Linked DNA regions of Homo sapiens: region 2 is linked to region 1. The links are chromatin loops, found by intact Hi-C in ENCODE. Cell type or tissue: dorsolateral prefrontal cortex. All regions are shown on one strand.

The links. A loop is a pair of places that touch in the nucleus more often than their neighbours do. Peaks named below come from ENCODE experiments on the same cell type or tissue, not always from the same donor. Only the 100,000 strongest peaks of a DNase experiment are listed, where the experiment ranks them.
Region 2: it touches region 1 in a loop (4-fold over the local background); 4 of 110 quality-filtered maps call a loop at or near these places.

What each region holds. Positions count from the first base shown.
Region 1 is chr7:154,589,637-154,593,636 of GRCh38, forward strand. The region is part of intron 5 of DPP6 (dipeptidyl peptidase like 6); the gene reads left to right. Among named protein-coding and RNA genes, the nearest start is that of PAXIP1-AS2, 340 kb to the right of the region's middle. In dorsolateral prefrontal cortex, no CTCF peak of the experiment used is centred here; a DNase peak (open chromatin) is centred at 2,115; H3K4me3 peaks cover 668 bases; H3K27ac peaks cover 2,855 bases.
Region 2 is chr7:154,779,506-154,783,505 of GRCh38, forward strand. All of the region lies in intron 10 of DPP6 (dipeptidyl peptidase like 6), which reads left to right. Among named protein-coding and RNA genes, the nearest start is that of PAXIP1-AS2, 150 kb to the right of the region's middle. RefSeq lists an enhancer at 3,530-4,000. In dorsolateral prefrontal cortex, a CTCF peak has its summit at 2,279; DNase peaks (open chromatin) are centred at 2,322 and 2,624; H3K4me3 peaks cover 900 bases; H3K27ac peaks cover 4,000 bases.

The sequences.
Region 1 (4,000 bases):
TTCTTTAATTGTAATCAACTTAAAATTACATAGGCCATATGTAGCTAGTGGCTACCCTATTGGGCAGTACAGTTCTAAAGCAATGCTGAATATTTAACGACCTTCAGATATTTGCAGACAGCTCTCCTATCCACATCTTTAGCCTTCTTTGGCCCAGCCGAACAAGTGTTTCAGATCATGCCTCTGGACTCCTTTCTGTCTCCGGACTTCGTAACAGCATGGTCACCCTTCATTCACCTCATTAGATATCTGAAGTAATGACGGAAGTAATCGATTGAGTAAATTAGTGAATGAATATGTGATTTTAATTCTTCACATAAACCTCATCCTAGCTAATCCTCTTGTCTTCTTTATAAGCTGAGGTTTTTGGTTTTATGACTGTGGATGGGAAGAGGGGATGCAGAGGATAGGACCAAGCAAGGTCGTATTTTCTTTAATAACCACATCCCCACCTGTTTCCCAGTTGGGAAAAACACAAACCGATTTGCTCTCGGGTACCACTAGTTTATTATAATAAGATGTACAAAGCAAGGCAGATGACCCTGCAGTGATAGCAGGGATGGTCACTTGTTTGGCAGAATGGCCCAGGGGAGCATCTCTAGCCGTTTCAATCCCAAGAAAGCACCTTGGGGTAGAGATGATGCAAAACCAACCTGTACATCGAAATCTATTTTTTATTATTCAAAAATTACAACCTGGTCTTCTGAAACTTATTTTTTTATGCTTTTACATCTCCTACAGCCTTACACATAATTTCTAGTGTCTTTTTAGAACCTCTCAGTATTGTAACATTTAATGCGTTCTCAGCAGCGGGTAGGTCCGTGTTATGTTTGCATTTGAAGTAGAAGAGCTAAGCTAAAAAATATGCCTTTGTTTACTAATAAGGTAGATACTATTTTTTTGTTGCTGTTGTTTGATATGGAGTTTAACTCTTGTTGCCCAGGCTGGAGTGCAATGGCTCAATCGTGGCTCACTGAAACCTCCACCTCCCAGGTTCAAACAATTCTCCTGCCTCAGCCTCTCGAGTAGCTGGGATTACAGGCATGTGCCACCACACCCGGCTAATTTTGTATGTTTAGTAGAGACGGGGTTTCTCCATGTTGGTCAGGCTGGTCTCGAACTCCCGACCTCAGGTGATCCGCTCACCTTGGCCTCCCAAAGTGCTGAAATTACAGGCATGAGCCACCACGCCCAGCCGATACTATTTTTTACTCAAACCAAAAAATATATTCTGCGAGTAAGTGATCCACTGTATCTCAGCCCATAATGATGGCCTCGACAAGGAATGAGATGGCCACAGTCAGTGTCACCCACTGGACCACAGTGATGGGCGTGGTGAACCAAGAAGTGTGGACATGGCACTGTGCTGGGTTACAGTAGTGAGGGAAGCAAGCTTAGACTAGGGAGCAAAATCAACCTGTGATGAGTTGTGCCTTCCTTTAAGCATCTTGGCATTTGTTGTTGGCATTGAGGTTATAGACCGGTGGTGCAAAGACGAGGCCACAAGGGCCACTGGAGAAGAGGGAGGAGAGCCCAATGGCTAGAATCTGGAAGGACAGCCACACGTTTCCCCCTCTGATTCTTTAATTCACCCACAACATATGCCCATGGTGAGTTCTTCAATTGCAGGCTTTTGGTACAGGAAATGAGCTCTTGCTAGAGATTTAAGACGGAGTCAAATCATGGGTCTAGCCCTAATGATGAGTAACTGATGGTGAGGATGAGAGTTGTGACAGTGCTGGTGGTCATGAGGAGGATGAGGATGATGAAGAAGAAAACAGCAGTAACAAGGACGATGATGAAAACCTGCTAATTATGGTGCTGATGCCAGGGATAATTATGGTAGTGATAATGATCATGATCCCAGGAGGACTTACTGTCATTATTTCTCAGTGGCTTTTCTTTGGGTAGAGAGTGAGATAATTAAAGTCTGGAAGGAGACAGGAACAGGGGGCGTGCAGTTCCTCAGATCCATGGGTCCCGCCCAGCTGCATGCTGGGAGTGAAACTATCAAGATTAAGAGCTATGCTGTTTCAGCAGCATTTCCACTGTCTAAATATAAACAGCCTCAGGCCCTGATCCAGCAGAGGAGACCACAGCTGCCAAATGCATCGCCAGCTGCAGGCCCTGGCTGGGTTTCTTTAGGGGAAAAGGCCATCCCACCATGGACAGGTTCCAAAAGGCATGAGCCTGCGAATAGAATTTGAGGTTCAAGGAATGCTAGACTGTGCGTCTGTGTTCAGGGTCACAGAGCGAGTCTGAAGGGAGCAGGATGAGGACATGGGTGCCCTGCCTCCAGGGCCTGTGCTCTCTGCTGGTACAGACAAGGGCCTGGTGAGATGGTAGAACAGGGGCGGCTACTGCAGTGGTGCCACCTGCGTAGGAAGACGGGAATCTAGTGGGGATGGGCAGGGGCCAGGCTCCCTTTGCTTTCGCAGGCACCCAGCTCCAGTGGCCCCTCAGTCCCAGCTACAGATGGACTTTGAGATCTGATGACAGGATCTGCTGTTATCCCACCTCTGGATCAACGGCGCCATCATCGGTGCCCCAGCTAGCCAGCAGATGTGGGCCAGAGTAAGGCTTGACTGGTCCACATGTCCTTTCTGGCTTAAGACACTGCTTATCTTGACTCAGGGAGAGAAGGAAATGGAAGAAGAAGAAGAAAGAAGATGCATTTAAAACATATTACCAAACTAATGCCATGAACACATGAAATGTCAGCCTTTTGATTCCCTCCTGCCAATACGCATCCGTTTATCCAGTGCTGACTTACTCAGCCCTGAACATGCACCAGGCGCTCTCGCAGGCACAGGGAATACTGTGGTGGACAGAGCCGGGGAAGCCCCTGCGCTCGTGGATCTTACATCCTGCTGGAAAGACCGTGCATAAATAGATGTGTTTATCATGTGTCAGGCAGGACACGTGCTCCACAGGAAAGTGACGTAAGGTAAAGGACAGGGAGCAAAGGGGAGTGTCTGGGGGAGGACGGCAGGGACGGCAGGGACGGCATGGAAGCAGTGGCCCAGCAGACGCAGGACAAGGTCCTGTGATCCGAGGAGGGGTCTCAGGGTGGAGGGACAGGGAGCAGGCCAGCGTGGCTACAGTGCATGATGTCCAGGATGAGCAAACGGAGTGATGTTTGAACATGTCATCCGGGAAAACTACACACAGGGGCAGGCTCACAGCCACTTTTTCCCCAGCTGATCTTGCTTCCTCTGTTACCAAACCACCCTCAATACAGCCTCGCAAACTGAGCAACAGAGGAGGGGGAACACAACTAATACCCCATTTGGCAGGCTGGCTGAAGGCTGTTGAAGAAACAGCAGAAACACCTGGTAATCCTTGCAGGCGTCACCCAGGCTGCGGGCCGGAGCTGTCATGGGACAAGCAGGAGGCTGGAATGGAGCTGGGATGGGAAGGAACACAGGCCATCAGCTTCCCAGGCCCCACGTTAATTGTGTAATATCATCACAGCAGGGTAGGATGCCCTGTGAGGGCACCTAACAGGTGTTCATCACATTCATCAGCATTGCCCTACCAACGACCGTATTTACATCAGGCATAAATGCAGTTTACCGCACTCTGTGAGAACTGGGGATTAATAGCTCCGGTCCAGCTAGATTCTGATTTCCTTGGTAGGAGGAGGCAGAACAGCACACATCTTGACTGAATAATCGTGCATTTTGCATGGTTAATAATTCTGAGAGCAGGAAAGCTACCTTCCTAGGATCACAGAGAGCTTACTTTCTTTTCTACGAATCTTTGAAAAACCAAACAGATGGGATTTTACCTTAAGAGTTAGATTGCACTCTTACACTGTGCTGTTCAAATTATGAATTGGCCTCACTTGGATGTTGGACTATTGATTATCAACTCTGGCAAGCTCTTTATTCAGAATCTTAGGACATGCACATTAAAAGAAAAAATCCTCTCTTTGACCTGGTTGCCACCAATGTGTATCTACATAGGATGAAAAAATGCATCACGTACTCAGAAGAAC
Region 2 (4,000 bases), 190 kb after region 1:
GCACTTTTAATTAGTAGTAGAACCAGGACTTGAGCACGAGTCTTCCGTCACCAGAGCTATTGCTCAGCATTGTTTAAGAGCTGTCACGCCTACTGTATTTCCCTTTGTGCTTGAACTTTCAGGTGGCACAAAGCTCATTTGGAGGGTTTGCTGGCAAAATCTCTGTTCTTCCTGCTTTCCTCCCTCAGGCTGTGGTCCATCTGGATGTTGGGGTTGTTCAGACATCTTCAGGTGATTCCTAAGTGTGGCCAAGGCAGAGAAGCCCTTCTCAGCAGCAGCATTTTACAAATTATAGCTATGCCCAACCCCCAGTTCCACCCCATCCCTGAGTCTGCCATCTTACCTAAACATAGTCCTAACCTCTCTTTTGTCTGGGAAGATATATTATTTTATCTGAATTTGTGTTCCAATTTTTTTTGGACGTGGTCTGGATGTAAATTACAATTTCACAAATGTGCTCTGTTCCCCTCACCTGTAGTCCTATCTCTGTTTTCACCTTGTGTGTTAAAGAAATCATCTGGCTACCTAAATACTCAAATGGATTCATCTTAGGGGGCACCAGTTCAAGGAGATTGGCTCCAGCAGACAGCTTTGTTTACAGCCTTGTGCTTTCAGAATCAGACCAGGGCAGGGTCTTTGTTATTCATTAGGGTGAGAAGCCATTCCCAGTGACTAGGGTAATGGAGAAGCTCCAGACTAGAGAAATGCCGGATCTTTACTGATGTGCTGAAAAGGAAATTCACAAAGTTCCTGTTGATCATGGGATCATTAATAAAAATGTTCAGTGCTGTAGGAGGCTGGAAATCTGAGTCACAGCTGTCAGAATAATAAGTTTCTGGTGAAGAAAGTACATTTTACATTGTCATGGCCTGTGTTTGAAAGGGCAGCTGGATTGTTCTGAAGATGCTGTAAATGCAGGGAATGATTGGTTGGTTGGCAGGCTTATAATGAGCAGGAGACATCAGAAAAATAAAATGGGATTCTGCGTCGCCATCCTCATCAATAAAACACCTTAGCCATATCTTCCAGCTAGCAAAACAGTCTTGACATCTGAAATTGTCAGTAAAACACTGAAACACTGGACAAGGTTTGCCAAGGCAGAGTCACTGGGCTGGTGAGCCAGTGCTGGTAAACTCCAAGGGTGTAAGTGACATCCGCAGTTTCTTCCCGTGGACCACAAGTAGCAAATTCAGTACATGGATTTCATGGCATCTGCAGGAAAATGAGACTTGGCAAAATTTACCTAGCATCATGTTTTTAAATGTGTTAACATGCATTGAGGCATGAGCAAATATTGAGGAAACAGGTTGAGTCCATGGGTGGGTAGGTGGGTGATGAATAGATGGATGGGTGATGGTTGGGTGGGTGGAGGGATGGATTATGAATAGATAAATGCATGATGGATGGGTAAGGGGATAGATAGATGAATAGGTGGATAGATGGATAATGAATGGATGGGTGGATGAATAGATGGATGGTTGATGGATGAGTGAATGGATGGATGATGGGTGGATGGACGGATAGATGGATGATGAATATATGGATGGGTGGATGGATGGATGATGGACAGTTGGATGAATTAATGGATAGAGGGATGATGGATGAATGGGTGGATAGATGAATGGATGGAAAAATGGTTGATGGATATATGGATGGGTGAGAGGAATGAACAGTAGATGGATGGATGGATGGATGGACAGACTGATGGACAAATAGATAGATGGGTGCTGAGTGTGTGAAAATGAATGGCTGGGAAAAGGACAACATGGCTTTACCCCCACCACTCCTATTCACTGGGTGTCTTCATGTTCACAGCATTAAATTGTTGAAAAAGGATGCCGCAGTCCCTAAGGCGCGTTCTCTGTGACCCCCTCTCACTTCGTTCTCCCTCATCCTGACAGCTGGCCCTGCATTATAGCCAGCCCTTGAGATGGAAGGGACAGGCAGCATGGTCTATTCCTACATGGAAAGTGAAATTATGGAAACAGACACCAAATAGTAATTTGTCTTAAGTCGTCACTTTTCTGTGTTGTAGAAGGCACTCTGCCGGCAGATGTTTTTATGCAACTGCATGGCTGCCCGAGAGCATACTCAAATGTGGAACTGTACACTTTAGTAGAGCAGCGCTTGGTATTTAGGGTCGTTTCAGTTTGCTCAGCGGTGCCCTCTATTAAAGCACATCATCTTTTAAAATGTCCTCTCTCATAACATTTTTGTACCCCTGCTCAATCCATGGGATAAACATTGCTAAAAAAATACCAGAGTTAACTGTGGGCCCTTTATTTCATGAGATAAACCAGCTTTGTTCCCCTCGCCCTTTACTGCCACACAACTGTCAGAACATTTGCCAGGATTTGCAACACAAAGAAGTATCACAGCACATTAATCCTTGTGACGGAGACAATGCTCTATTAATATTTTATGGCAAACAAATGGACTAATAAAAAATTGATATGCTTCTCACCAGGAAGAGTCACTATATTCTGATTTGAAGGCACCTTTGGCCTAGGACTCATGGAATGTAATAACGTTTCCTCAGCCAGGCTGTGCCATTGCATGTGCTCCCCCACGTAATCCATGGCAGTCCCCACCCTGTGCTGAAGTTAGTGGCTTGCCCATCTCTGCACCGTCCGCACCTAGAACCGTGTCTCCCACATGCCAAGCCCTGACTAGATGCGCTTGGATGCATCAGTGCATTGGTAGGCAGATATAGTGCTTTAGAATAAAGAGAAATTTGGTAGCATTTCTTCCAGCTATCTTCGCTTCCTGTTCATATTTTGGTATCATGCTCTTTTTAAAATGGAATTTTGATTATTAAAATATGACCATCTATTTTCTGTGATTATCAAAATGCTTCAATATCTCTCTTCATCTTGGCAGATAGATTATTGCGTCTTTTAGCACTCAGCTCCAGCCTTATGTTAAAAAATGATTCCACTTCAAATCCTATTTTCTCCTCTCCTTTAACTGCTACCAAATTTCTCTTTATTCTGAAGCACTTTACCTGCCTACCAATACATTTACCCATTCAAAGAATATTTAGTAAGGGCAGATTTGGAAATGGAGATCTATAGTTAAATAGCGCTTGGAGTTATTCTCATGTGGTCGCCCACTGCCAGACAGAGGATCGCTCGTCTCCAATCAGTAGTTCTCCACTCGAGCTGGCACTGGAATCACCTAGGGCCTTGTTAAGCCAGGAAGTGCTTGTCCCCACCCCCAGAGTTTCAGATTCAGAGGGTCTAGGGTGAGGCTTGGGAGTTTGCATTTCTTTTTCTTTTTTATTATTATTATTTTTTGAGACAGAGCCTCGCTCTGTCGCCCAGGTTGGAGTGCAGTGGCATGATCTCGGCTCACTGCAACCTCCGCCTCCCGGGTTCAAGCAATTCTCCTGCCTCAGCCCCCTGAATAGCTGGGATTATAGGCAACTGCCACTAGGCCTGGCTAATTTTTGTATATTTAGTAGAGACGGGGTTCCACCATGCTGGCCAGGCTGGTCTCGAACTCCCGACCTCAGGTGATCCACCCACCTCGGCCTCCCAAAGTGCTGGGACATGCGGTTCCTAACACCTTCCCAGGGGCTGCTGGTACAGGAACCACACTGTCAGAACCTGACTTGCCTCCTTAGAGATGGGGGTAGAGGCTGTTTCCACCACCTGCTTTCTCCCCTAATTGCATGGACTTTGCCTGACTTTGCCACAAAGGCCTCGCATCCCCATAGCTGTCCTGCTCTCTCTGGGTGGCCTGACCTCCCTGGGCGAGGGTGACAACACTGCCTGTGATTGCTGCGAAATCAGGACAGCTCACACAGGACGGGCAGGGTCTTCTCTCGTCTCTGCCCGTGCTTCCTTCTAGGCAGCAGTGCCTTCTGAGTACAGTCATGGTGGTGCCAATGATGTCCCTGTATGACACGAGATGTGTCACCCATGCAGACACCAACAGGTTTACAGGGAGCAGCGCGGGTCAGTGGCGTGTGGCATTATTGCGGCTCGCTGAGCAGTGG